Regions from separate parts of the Homo sapiens genome. Here region 2 is linked to region 1. Evidence: chromatin contacts called from ENCODE Hi-C or POLR2A ChIA-PET data. All regions are on one chromosome and are shown on one strand. The core of a region is the stretch at or near the end of the contact, and the rest is flanking DNA. Distances in the headings are between cores, read along the strand shown.

Region 1 (5,681 bases), core at 1,968-4,467:
GTCCTGGCCCAGGCAGGCTCAAGCACCCCCTCAGATGGTCTAAATTCCACCCCCAGGTGGTCCAGGCCCTGCCCTGAATGGTCCAGACACGGCCCTGGATGGTCCAGGTCCTGCCCCCAGATAGCCCACGGCCCACCTCTGCCGGTCTAACCCAGCCCTGGCTGGTCTAAACTCTGCCCCAGGTGGTCTAGGACCCACCCCCAGATGGTCTGGGCTGCCCCCACATGGCATAAACCCCACTCCTCTAGCTAAGGTCCCAACTCTGCTGGTCTAAACCCCACCCTGGCTGGTGGTAACTCCACCCCAAGCGGTCCAGGCCCCACCCCTAGGTGGCCTAAGCCCCACTCCCAGCGAGTCCAGGCCCTGCCCTGACTGGTCTAAAACCCACCTTTGATGAGATGAGTTTCCAGGCCCTGCCCTAGTTAGTCTACCTCCACCCTTAACGTTATAAACCTGGGTTTTTCCCAAGCCTCATCCCTCTGCTCCTTTGAACTCTGTTAATGATGTCATCCTGCTGTGATCAGGCCCTGCCTTTCACTTATCTAATCTCTCTTCATATAATTCCTGCCGGAGTATCCATTCTAGGCCCTCCCCTACTGGTCAAAAATTTGCCTTTAATAAAGCAGGCCCCGCCTTCTACTCTAGGCCCCACCTCCAGCTTACCAAACCCCGCCCCGTGCGGATCTTGGCCAGGGTCCTTGCCGGTCTCGGGTCCTTGCCGGTCTCAGGTCCAGCTACTCCGGCCTTTCAGATCCTCCAAGCCCCACCCCTTGCAGATCTAGACCCATCCCCAAAGCACACCCTGCTCTTCAAATATGCAAAGCCCTCCCTCTTCTCTGTATTCTACTCCTCCAAAAAAGCTCTGCCCCTGGAATTTCCCAATGCTACTCATACGGGGTAGAAAGGGGGCCTTACCCCTTAATTGCGTGCCTCTTAAGTGTTCCAGTCCTAGCTCTCTGCTCGTCTAGGCCCTAGCTCTTGAGACGGCCAATCCCAGGTACTGACTGGCTTTGGTCGGCCTCTTGCTTCAATCAGCCAGGTTGATTCTCTGTGCCCTTAAGGACATAACCCCTCCCCCTTTGGCTTTTCCAGGCATCGCCCCGTCTTTTCTAGCCTCTCCTTCTCCAAATGGCCACGGGCAAGGGCCGATTCAGTCTCCCTTACCCAGCCCCTTTAGTTTCCACTTCCCGGCCCTGGACGGTTTCCCAGGACCAGCCCCCTCTTGGATCCACCAAAGTCTCCAAAGGCCCGCCCCTTAAAGCAGGCTCCTCATCGGCGCTCAGATCACTTTCTACCTCTCCTGGGCCCGCCCTCCAAGACCCAGCCCCGCCTCTCTATCCTCAAGAGCCCAATTGTGTCTCAAGGTCCCACCCCCTCCCCAGCTCCTCCCCTTCCGTCTCCAGGACGGCGGGCTTGGGATCCTAAGCGCCCGGCGTCTTACGCGCCAGACACCTGCCTGTGTCGGTTTACTCCTCCGAAGGCGACGCGAGAACTACACCCACCTTACCCAGCGGGTGGCGATGGAGCTTGGGGACCGCCTAGGAAGGCTCCGGGCCCCCGGGGGTGCTCGGGGCAAGGTGGCTTTGCAGACACACGAACGCGCACTTGCACTCACGCGCGCGCGCGCACACACACACACACACACACACACACACGTGCGCGCCCAGGTGGGCCGCCCCGGTCGCCCCCTCCCTCTGCCTCTCACCTGCTGCCACGAACAGGATCCCTGCGCCCAGAATGATGTTCCTCTTGGACTTGTAGACGCGGGAGGCCGCCACGCACACACCCCCGAGCAGCAGCAGGATGGCGCTAAGGATGGGGAAGATGCTGGAGGCCCGGACAACTCCTGCGGGGGAGGAAGGAAAGGAAAAGGAGGGAGAGCGAGGGCGGTCAGACGCGGCCGCCTGCGCCCCCTTCCCGGCCCCCCATCTCGCGGCGCCTCCCGACAGTTCTGTGATTCTCTCTCTCCGGCTGTGTTCTGGTTTATTTTACTGTTGCCTCATTCTCTCTCCTGTTTTTAAAATTTCTCTATTTCTCGGTCTGATTTTCTCTCCCTCTTTTTCTTTGTCCTTTTCTTTTTTCTTCGGACTATTTTTCTCTCTCTTGGAATATCTTTCCCCCTCTTTATTTATCGAAATCACTCTCCCTGTTTTTCTCCCAACTTCTCCATGGATCCTCTCCCTTTCTCTTTCTCGTCCCTTCCTTCCTCTCGTCTGCGAATTTCTTTCTCCATATCCCGCAAATCACTTACTACCTCTCTCCACACCCCCTCCCATTTTCTGCCTCGCTTCATCTATCTGGGTTTCTCTCTCTCTCTACATTCCTTCCTTCCTCCTCCTCCTCCCGTTTCTGCCAGGCTGAATCTACTTCTGAGTTTCTCTTCCCTTCTTCTCCTCACGCCCCCACCCCACCCAGTTTTATTGCTGGCTTCATCTATCTTTCTGGCTCTGTCTCCCCTCTCTCCTCTTATCTGCTTGGCCTCGTATGTCTTCATAGGTCCCCCCCCACCCCGCTTTTTCTGCCTGGCCTCATCTGTCTTCCTAAGTCTCTCTCCCACTTTTTCTCCCTGGCCTCATCTGTCTTCCTAGCCACCCCCACCCACAACTTTTTCTGTCTGGCTTCACCTATCTTCCTAGGTCTCTCCCCCCTCTTTTTTTTTCTGCCTGGCCTCATCTGTCTTCCTAGGTCTTTCCCCACCCCACCCCACCCCACCCCTTTTTTCGCCTGGCCTCCTCTATCTTCCTGGGTCTCTCTCTCCCCTCCTTTTCTGCCTGGTTTCTTCAATCTTCCAGGTTTCTCTTCTCTTCACTCCCTTCCTCTCCCTTCCTCCTTCCCTCCCTCCCTACCCCCTTTAGGCCTGACTTCGTCTATCTCTCTTTCTCCCTCTTTTCCTCCCTCCCTTCTTCCCCTTATCTCTCTCTCCCCGCCCCCACTCCCCGCCCCGCCCTCCTCTTTTTCTCTGCAGTCCTTCCTTTCCACCCACCCCTAAAACCCCAGGCAACTAGATTTTGCGATTTCGGAACCTGGCTGAGGCCGCAGCCAATCATCATTTAGGATTTGCCGCGTTCTCGGGGTAGCTACCAATGGCAATACAGGCTTTCCCAGCCGGCTCCCAGTAGTGGCCCGTCACCGCCGCAGATTGCCCCACAGCTCTGCGGCGCGGTGGCCAATCCCAGTCCGGGATTCCACAACCAGTCACGGCGCAGAGTCGCCGCGAGGGCCAAAGAGAGCAAAGCGGCCAATTAGCGCCCAGGATCCTCCCTCAGCCCGCCCCAAGGTGAGAGGAGGGGGCGGGAACGAGATCAGTCAGCCAATCGGGGACCAGAGGATCTCACTATCTGGACTCGGATTGGCTGGGAGGCTAACCTCGGCGTGTCGATCCAAGTGCCGGAGTCCCAGTGCCTTTTCCCGGCACCCACCCCGACGCCTTCCAGGCCCCGCGATTTGACCCACTCCCCACGTCTGTCCCGGACCCCCACGTACGGAGTAGATACTCCGCGCTGTCGTGGTCGTAGTCCGTGTCCTCCGGGAAATGATTGATCTTCACGCAGACGCCTCTTTTCAACCCTGGAGGAGCGGGGAGGGCAGTGGTGGGGGCGGATACTTCAGGGTTGGGGGCGGGGCAACCCCACTGACAACCGACCCTTCCCTTCCCCAAACCCCTTCTCTCTCTGGGCTGCTTGGGAGACCGCAAGTCCTGGCTCCTGAGCCCGACTCGTGATATGGGACAAACTTTCAACTTCTCTGGTCTGTTTCCCCGCCTGTTAAAGAAAAGAAGAAAAGCAAGGAAAAAAACCCAAAGTCTAACATCCTTGCAGCACTCACTGCAAGGCTACAGGACCTTGGTCCTGTAAGCTGCGCTAAGTTGCTCCAGCACTCTGGACTTCCGGCTCCCACCTCTGTAAGAAAGAGGGTGTTGTTGGCTTCAATAATAGCAAGGCGCTTCCCACCTCTCAATTGGTTGAAAAGTCTGGAAATGCGTGGGAAAAAAAACAAGGAAAGTGATGCGGAAGCCGATGAGGACTACATTTCCCATGAGACCCCGTGAAGTCTGGAGTCCAGTTGTGAGAAGAGCAGCCGCAGTGGATCATGGGAGTTGTAGTCTCTAGTCCTGTGGGGATGGGGAGAGAGAGGTTCCAGTCTCTTTCTGCAGGGAACCTGGAACCTTCTGGAGAGAAATGGAGTAGTTGAAGCAAGCAGAGGTGTGTGAGGGGTGGAGTATGCCTCTAGGGGTCATGCATCCTCATCTCCTTCCCCTCCTAAGATGCTCATCCTCAGCTATTTTCTCATCCTTGGGAACAGTTAATGTTTTACCACCTCTAGCACATAGCTGGAGAAAAAAATTAAAAATATAAGTATAAACAATGTAGTTTCCTCAACTGCCCAGCTCTGTCCAGTTCTGCAGACCTCTGCCCATGCTGTGGAACATTCCAGCTCACATTCTTTGCTGATGTAGTACTTTACCTGCAGCAGGCAGCTCAGGAGGCACCTTCTTGAGGAGGCTTTCCCTAGACACACACAGACACACATGCACACTCATTCCTCCCACCGAACTTGGGTCAGTTTCCTGCTCTGAGGTGCCCCGTAGGACATGCATTAGTTGGTAGATGATCTTCTTCGTCCTCGGTAAGCTGAGAGTTCCTGGAGGGGGTAGGGCATGGGAGTCCGATTCCTCTGTGTGTCCCAGCATTTCTTGGCAGTAGGCCTGGCACACGGGAGACCTCAAGAAATAAGGGCTGAGGCCGGGCACGGTGGCTCACACCTGTAATCCCTGCACTTTGGGAGGCCAAGGCGGGTGGATCACTTGAGGTCGGGAGTTCAAGACCAGCCTGACCAACATGGTGAAACCCTATCTCTACTAAAAATACAAAAATTAGCTGGGCATGGTGGCGGGTGCCTGTAATCCCAGCTACTCGGGAGGCTGAGGCAGGAGAACCACTTGAACCCAGGAGGTGGAGGTTGCAGTGAGCCAAGGCTGCACCATTACACTCCAGCCTGGGTGACAAAGCGAGACTCCGTCTCAAAAGAAAAAAAAAAGAGAGAGAGAAAGAAATGAGGGTTGAATGAAGAATGAATGAATGAATTAATGAATGAATATAAGCATAGCAGAAGGTGAGATCACAGGCAGACCATGACCAGCAAAGGAAAGTAGGGGAAAGAATAGGGATAAAGGAGGAACTGGGAAGAATTAATATAAGGGAGTGAGTAATACTGGCAAGAGCTAATGTGCGTTTGGTGCTTGCTAGGTGGGCCAACTCATTTGATGCTCCCAAGAGTCCTATGAAATAGATCATGTGGTTTGTGTGCTGTGGCAGCCAAATGTTAGGTATTGGAACGTCTCCATTTTTTTTATTCTTTGAGACAGGGTCTCCCTCTGTTGCCCAAGTTTGGAGTGCAGTGGCACAATCTCGGCTCACTGCAACCTCCACCTCCTGGGCTCAAGTGGTCCTCCTGCCTCAGCCTCCTGAGTAGCTGGGACTACAGGCTTGCGCCACCATGCCCAGCTAAATATTGCATTTTCTGTATAGACAGGGTTTCCCCATGTTGCCCACTTTGCCCAGGCTGGTCTTGAACTCCTGACTTCAAGTGATCCGCCCGCCTCAGCCTCCAAAAGTGCTGGGACTACAGGCATGAGCCACTGCGCTGGCCTCCACCACTTCCTTATTCTGTGTCCTTGCTGG
Region 2 (5,681 bases), core at 1,382-3,881, 150 kb after region 1:
AGCAGTGGCGTGGAAGGAGCCTGCGTCGTGAGCCACTTGAGGAAGCTCAGATGGGGTCTGTAGGTAGTTCAGGTTTGCCAAACCTTTCTCCTCCCCTCTAATGATCACTGCCATCCCCACACTCCCAGGATGCACCCACCGCCTGCCCTTACTCAGGCATTATCTCCATCTCCTGAAACATGAAGGCTTCAGCTTCTCGCTCTCCCAATCCAGGCCTCCTCTGTTTGGTCTGCCTTCCACAAGGGCCTTGAGGAATCTTCCTTAACCCAGACCTGACTCCATCCCTCCCCTGCTCAAAACTGCTGCATGCCATGCAACAGAATATTAGTCCTGGAAGGGACTGGATGTGGGAGAATGTCTCATAAAAAGCTGTGAAGGTTTTTTTTGTTTTGTTTTGAGACGGAGTCTTACTCTGTCACCCAGGCTGGAGTGCAATGGCGGGATCTTGGCTCATTGCAACCTCCGCCTCCTGAGTTCAAGTGATTTTCCTGCCCCAGCCTCCTGAGTAGCTGGGACTACAGGCACCCGCCACCAAACCCCAGCTAATTTTTTTTTTCTTTTTTTGAGACAGAGTCTCGCTCTGTTGCCCAGGCTGGAGTGCAGTGGCGCAGTCTCGGCTCACTGCAACCTCTGCTTCCCGGGTTCAAGTGATTCTCCTGCCTCAGCCTCCCAAGTAGCTGGGATTACAGGTGCGTGCCACCAAGCCCGGCTAATTTTTGTATTTTTAGTAGAGACGGGGTTTCACCATGTTGGCCAGGCTGGTCTCAAACTCCTGACCTCAGGTGATCTGCCCGCCTCAGTCTCCCAAAGTGCTGGGATTACAGGTGTGAGCCACTGCGCCTGGCTATGAAGGCTTTTGTGTGTGTGTGTGTGTGTGTGTGTGTGTGTGTGTGTGTGTGTGTGTGTCTGAGGGGTCTTAATTGATTAGGAGCATGAAACAAAGTTGGCATGATGCAGGAGACAGAGGGAATTATAAACTTGCTCTTCCATCAGAATTCATAAATTCTGCTAACACATATTTTGTAGAGATGGGGCCTCACTGTGTTGACCAGTCTGGTGTGAAACTCCTGGCCTCAGGTGATCTACCTGCCTTGGCCTCCCCAAGTGCTAGGATTACAGGCATGAGCCATTGCACCCAGTCACATCTTCCTCTTACACTAACCCTCCTGTCTTCTTCTTATAAAGACTCTTGTGGCTGGGTGCGGTGGCTCACGCCTGTAATCCCAGCACTTTGGGAGGCTGAGGCAGGTGGATCACGAAGTCAGGAGATCAAGACCATCCTGGCTAACATGGTGAAACCCCATCTCTACTAAAAATACAAAAAAAAGAGAATTAGCCAGGCGTGTTGGCGGGCACCTGTAGTCCCAGCTATACGGAAGGCTGAGGCAGGAGAATGGTGTGAACCTGGGAGGCGGAGCTTGCAGTGATCCGAGTTCGTGCCACTGCACTCCAGCCTGGGCAACAGAGCAAGACTCTGTCTCAAAAAAAAGACTCTTGTGATTCCATGGGTCCTGCCCAGATAACCAGGATAATGTCCCCATCTGAAGTGCCTTCATTTGGTCACATATGCTAAGTCTCTTTTGCTATGTAGGGTGAAATGTCACAGGTTCTGGCCATTAGGACATGAATATCTTTGGGGACCATCATCCTGCCTACCGCAAAGTCCCTCTCATGCCACTCTTGTGACTGAGAGAACAGAAAAAAAATAGCAGACCTACGTGAGGTCCTTAATAATTCTCCCTGAGGCTGGGCTCAGTGGCTCATGCCTGTAATCCCAGCACTTTGGAAGGCTGAGGTGGGCGGATCGTTTGAGCTCAGGAGTTCAAGGCCAGCCTGGGCAACATAAGAAGACCTTGTCTCTACCAAAACTACAAAAACTTAGCTGGGCATGGTGGCGCATGTCTGTGGTCCCAGCTACTTGAGAGGCTGAGGTGGGAGAATCGCTGGAACCTGGGAGGCGGAGGTTGCAGTGAGCTGAGATCACGCCAGTGAACTCTAGCCTGGGTGGCAGAGTGAGACTCTGACTCAAAGAAAAAAAAAAAAAAAAAAGCCAGGGACGGTGGCTCACACCTGTAATCCTAGCACTTTGGAAGGCTGAGGCGGGTGGATCACCTGAGGTCAGGAGTTCGAGACCAGCCTGACCAACATGGTGAAACCCTGTCTCTTCTAAAACCACAAAAATTAGCTGGGTGTGGTGTCCGGCGCCTGTAATCCCAGCTACTCAAGGGAAGCTGAGGTGGGAGAATCGCTTGAACCTGGGAGGCAGAGGTTGCGGTGAGCCAAGATCGCAGAGCCAGGGCCACAGAGTAAGACTCTGTCTCAAAAAAAAAAAAATTCTCCCTGGAAGAGGCGCAGTCGCAGTTTTGATAATACACTCTACCACACACACTAGTGAAATGAGGAAAACAAGAGGAAAGCGGAAAGAGAGTGACTGTTTTGTCAAGAGATCCAGGAAGAGACAGCAGAAGTGAAAATCTTTTTCATCAGCCAAGTGGCTCCTCGGATTTCTTAATCTCCCCCCGAACTTCCTCTTCTCCACCCAGAACAGCCATTGGTGAGTGGGGCAGGGCAGGAGGGAACTGAAGAGTGAGAAAGCATTATTTCAGCAAAAGGTCTTTCCTCCCTTGCTCTCTCCTCCAACCACTGGCTCAGCCTCTCCGCCCGCTGCCTGTGAATGATGCAATGGAAGGTGTGCTGGGGTCGCCCTGTGTCCCGTGCATAGGAGCATCTCAGCCTCCAGGTCCTCTCCTTTGGGGCTCACGGCACCCCCATGCTACGAACCGCAGGCAGGGACGGCCTCTGTCGCCTGTCCACCTACTTGGAAGAACTCGAGGCTGTGGAACTGAAGAAGTTCAAGTTATACCTGGGGACCGCGACAGAGCTGGGAGAAGGCAAGATCCCCTGGGGAAGCATGGAGAAGGCCGGTCCCCTGGAAATGGCCCAGCTGCTCATCACCCACTTCGGGCCAGAGGAGGCCTGGAGGTTGGCTCTCAGCACCTTTGAGCGGATAAACAGGAAGGACCTGTGGGAGAGAGGACAGAGAGAGGACCTGGTGAGGGGTAAGGAGGTGGCGGGACAGGCAAGGCTAGAATGCCAGCCGGGTCCAGTGACTCATACCTGTAATCTCAGCACTTTGGGAGGCTGAAGAGGGCAGATCACTTGAGGTGAGGAGTTCAAGACCAGTCTGGACAACATAGTGAGGCTCTGTCTCTACCAAAAATAAAAAAAATTAGCCAGGTGTGGTGGTATACGTCTGTGATCCCAGCTTCTCAGGAGGCTGAGGTGGGAGGATCACTTGAGACCAGAAGGTCGAGGCTGCGGTGAGCTATGATCCTGCCACTGCACCCCAGCCTAGGTGACAGAACGAGACCTTGCCTCAAATATTTAAAATATATTTTTTTAAAATATATATATTTAAAATATATGTTTTAAATATATATTTTAAATAAATATATTTTAAAATATATATTTTAAATATATATTTAAAATATATATTTAAAACATATATTTTAAATATATATATTTAAAACATATATTTTAAATATATATTTAAAATATGTATATAATTATATTATTAAATATATATTAAATATGGTATATATTATATATAAATATAGTATATATTTATTATATAAATATACTATATTATATAAATATGGTATATTATATAAATATATATAAATAATAAATATTATATATTAAATATTTAATACATATATTATTAAAATAAATATTTAAAATACATATATATAAAATCCCTGAGCCTGGGAGATCTGGAATTTATATATATATACACACACGTATATATATGTGTATATATGTGTATATATATGTGTGTGTATATGTGTGTGTGTATATATATTTTAAGAGATGAGGTAGCCAGGTGCAGTGGCTCACACCTATAATCCCAGCACTTTGGGAGGCCAAGGCGGGTGGGTCACCTGAGGTCAGGAATTCGAGATCAGTCTGGCCAACATAGCAAAACCCTGTCTCTACTAAAAATACAAAAATTAGCCAGGCGTGGTGGCACACGCTTATAGTCCCAGCTACATGGGAGGCTGAGGCAGGAGAATCGCTTGAACCTGAGAGGTGGAGATTGCAGTGAGTTGAGATTGCACCACTGTACTCCAGGCTGGGTAACAGAGTGAAACCCCATCTCAAAAATAAATTAAGAAAGAGATGAGGTATCCTTTTTTTTTTTTTTTTTTAAGACTGAGTCTCGCTCTGTTGCCCAGGCTGGAGTGCAGTGGCGCAATCTCCGCTCACTGCAACCTCCGTCTCCCAGGTTCAAGCAATTTTCTGCCTCAGCATCCCGAGTAGCTGAGATTACAGGTACCTGCCACCATGCCTGGCTAATTTTTTGTATTTGTATTTTTTGTAGAGACGGGGTTTCACTATCTTGGCCAGGCTGGTCTTGAACTTCTGACCTCGTGATCCACCCACCTCAGCCTCCCAAAGTGCTGGGATTACGGGCATAAGCCACTGTGCCCGGCCAAGATGAGGTGTCCTTATGTTGCCCGGGCTGGTCTTGAACTCCTGGGCTCAAGCGAGCTTCCACCTTAGCCTCCCAAAGTGCTGGGATTACAGGCATGAATGACCACTGCCTGGCCACCAATTCCCTTTTCTTTCATACTAATCCCTGAGCCTGGGAGATCTGGAATTCTAATTTACGTACACACACATCTATATCTATATAAAAATTTCAACTTTTAGATTCAAGGGGTACATGTGCAGGTTTGTTACATGGGTATATTGAGTGATGCTGAGATTCAGAGTAAGATTGATCCTATCATGCAGGTACTTGAACATAGTAATAGTACCCAATGGTGAGATTTCTCCCCGCCACGAGTCCCCAGTGTCTCTTCTTCCCATCTTTCTGTCCATGAGAACCCAATGTTTAGCTTCCACTTATAAGTGAGAACATGCAGTCTTTGGTTTTCTATTCCTGCATTAGTTTGCTTTGGATAATGGCCTCCAGCTGCGTCCATGTTACTGCAAAGAACATGATTTTGTTCTTTTTTATGACTGTGTACAGAATTCTAATTTCATCCCTTTGGTCTTTGTTCATGCTGTGTTCTGCCTGGAATATTCTCCATCTTCTTTGCCTGGAAAAGTATTACTTACTGAAACCTTGAAGCCACTACCTTCTCTAAAGTAAAGTATTTACTCCTCTTCCCCCACTCCTTCTGATTCCTCGCTCCCACCACTCTGGCTGGCTCAGAAACCCCACTTCTGTGCCTCCTTAGCACTCTTGGATTTCTTTTTGTTGTTGTTGTTGAAACAGAGTCTTGCTCTGTCGCCCAGGCTGGAGTGCAGTGGCGCAATCTCAGCTCACTGCAAGCTCTACCTCCTGGGTTCACGCCATTCTCCTGCCTCAGCCTCCCGAGTAGCTGGGACTGCAGGTGCCCGCCACCATGCCTGGCTAATTTTTTGTATTTTTAATAGAGACGGGGTTTCCCTATGTTAGCCAGGATGGTCTCGATCTCCTGACCTCATGATCCAGCCGTCTCGGCCTCCCAAAGTGCTGTGATTACAGGTGTGAGCCACCGTGCCCAGCCAACATGATTTCTTTTATTATATCTTCTATCTCATAAAATAATCACAATGAGCTGGGTGCGGTGGCTCACGCCTGTAATCCCAGCACTTTGGGAGATTGAGGTGGATGGATCACCTGAGGTCAG

Evidence for each region. A loop is a pair of places that touch in the nucleus more often than their neighbours do. ChIA-PET counts read pairs that join two places held with the same protein, here RNA polymerase II (POLR2A). Pooled maps may share reads with other maps.
Region 2: a pooled map shows a loop between it and region 1 (2.3-fold over the local background). The contact joins the promoter of NLRP12 here to the enhancer-like site in region 1. A Hi-C loop is called at or near these places in 1 of 50 pooled maps. POLR2A ChIA-PET finds 5 or more read pairs at or near these places in 4 of 52 experiments (HEK293, Panc1, WTC11 and 1 more).

What each region holds. Positions count from the first base shown.
Region 1 is chr19:53,976,032-53,981,712 of GRCh38, reverse strand. CACNG8 (calcium voltage-gated channel auxiliary subunit gamma 8) reads right to left here. Exons shown (of 4, transcript NM_031895.6): 2 at 3,484-3,567; 3 at 1,706-1,846. Among named protein-coding and RNA genes, the nearest start is that of MIR935, 3.4 kb to the left of the region's middle. RefSeq lists an enhancer at 1,198-1,730. Within about 2 kb of position 3,217, at least 4 of the 41 ENCODE cell types and tissues checked have a DNase peak (open chromatin) inside an H3K27ac peak, as active enhancers do; they include Panc1, where a contact is called at or near this core.
Region 2 is chr19:53,821,264-53,826,944 of GRCh38, reverse strand. It overlaps NLRP12 (NLR family pyrin domain containing 12), which reads left to right and starts at 2,631. Exons shown (of 10, transcript NM_144687.4): 1 at 2,631-3,059. The coding sequence starts at 2,771.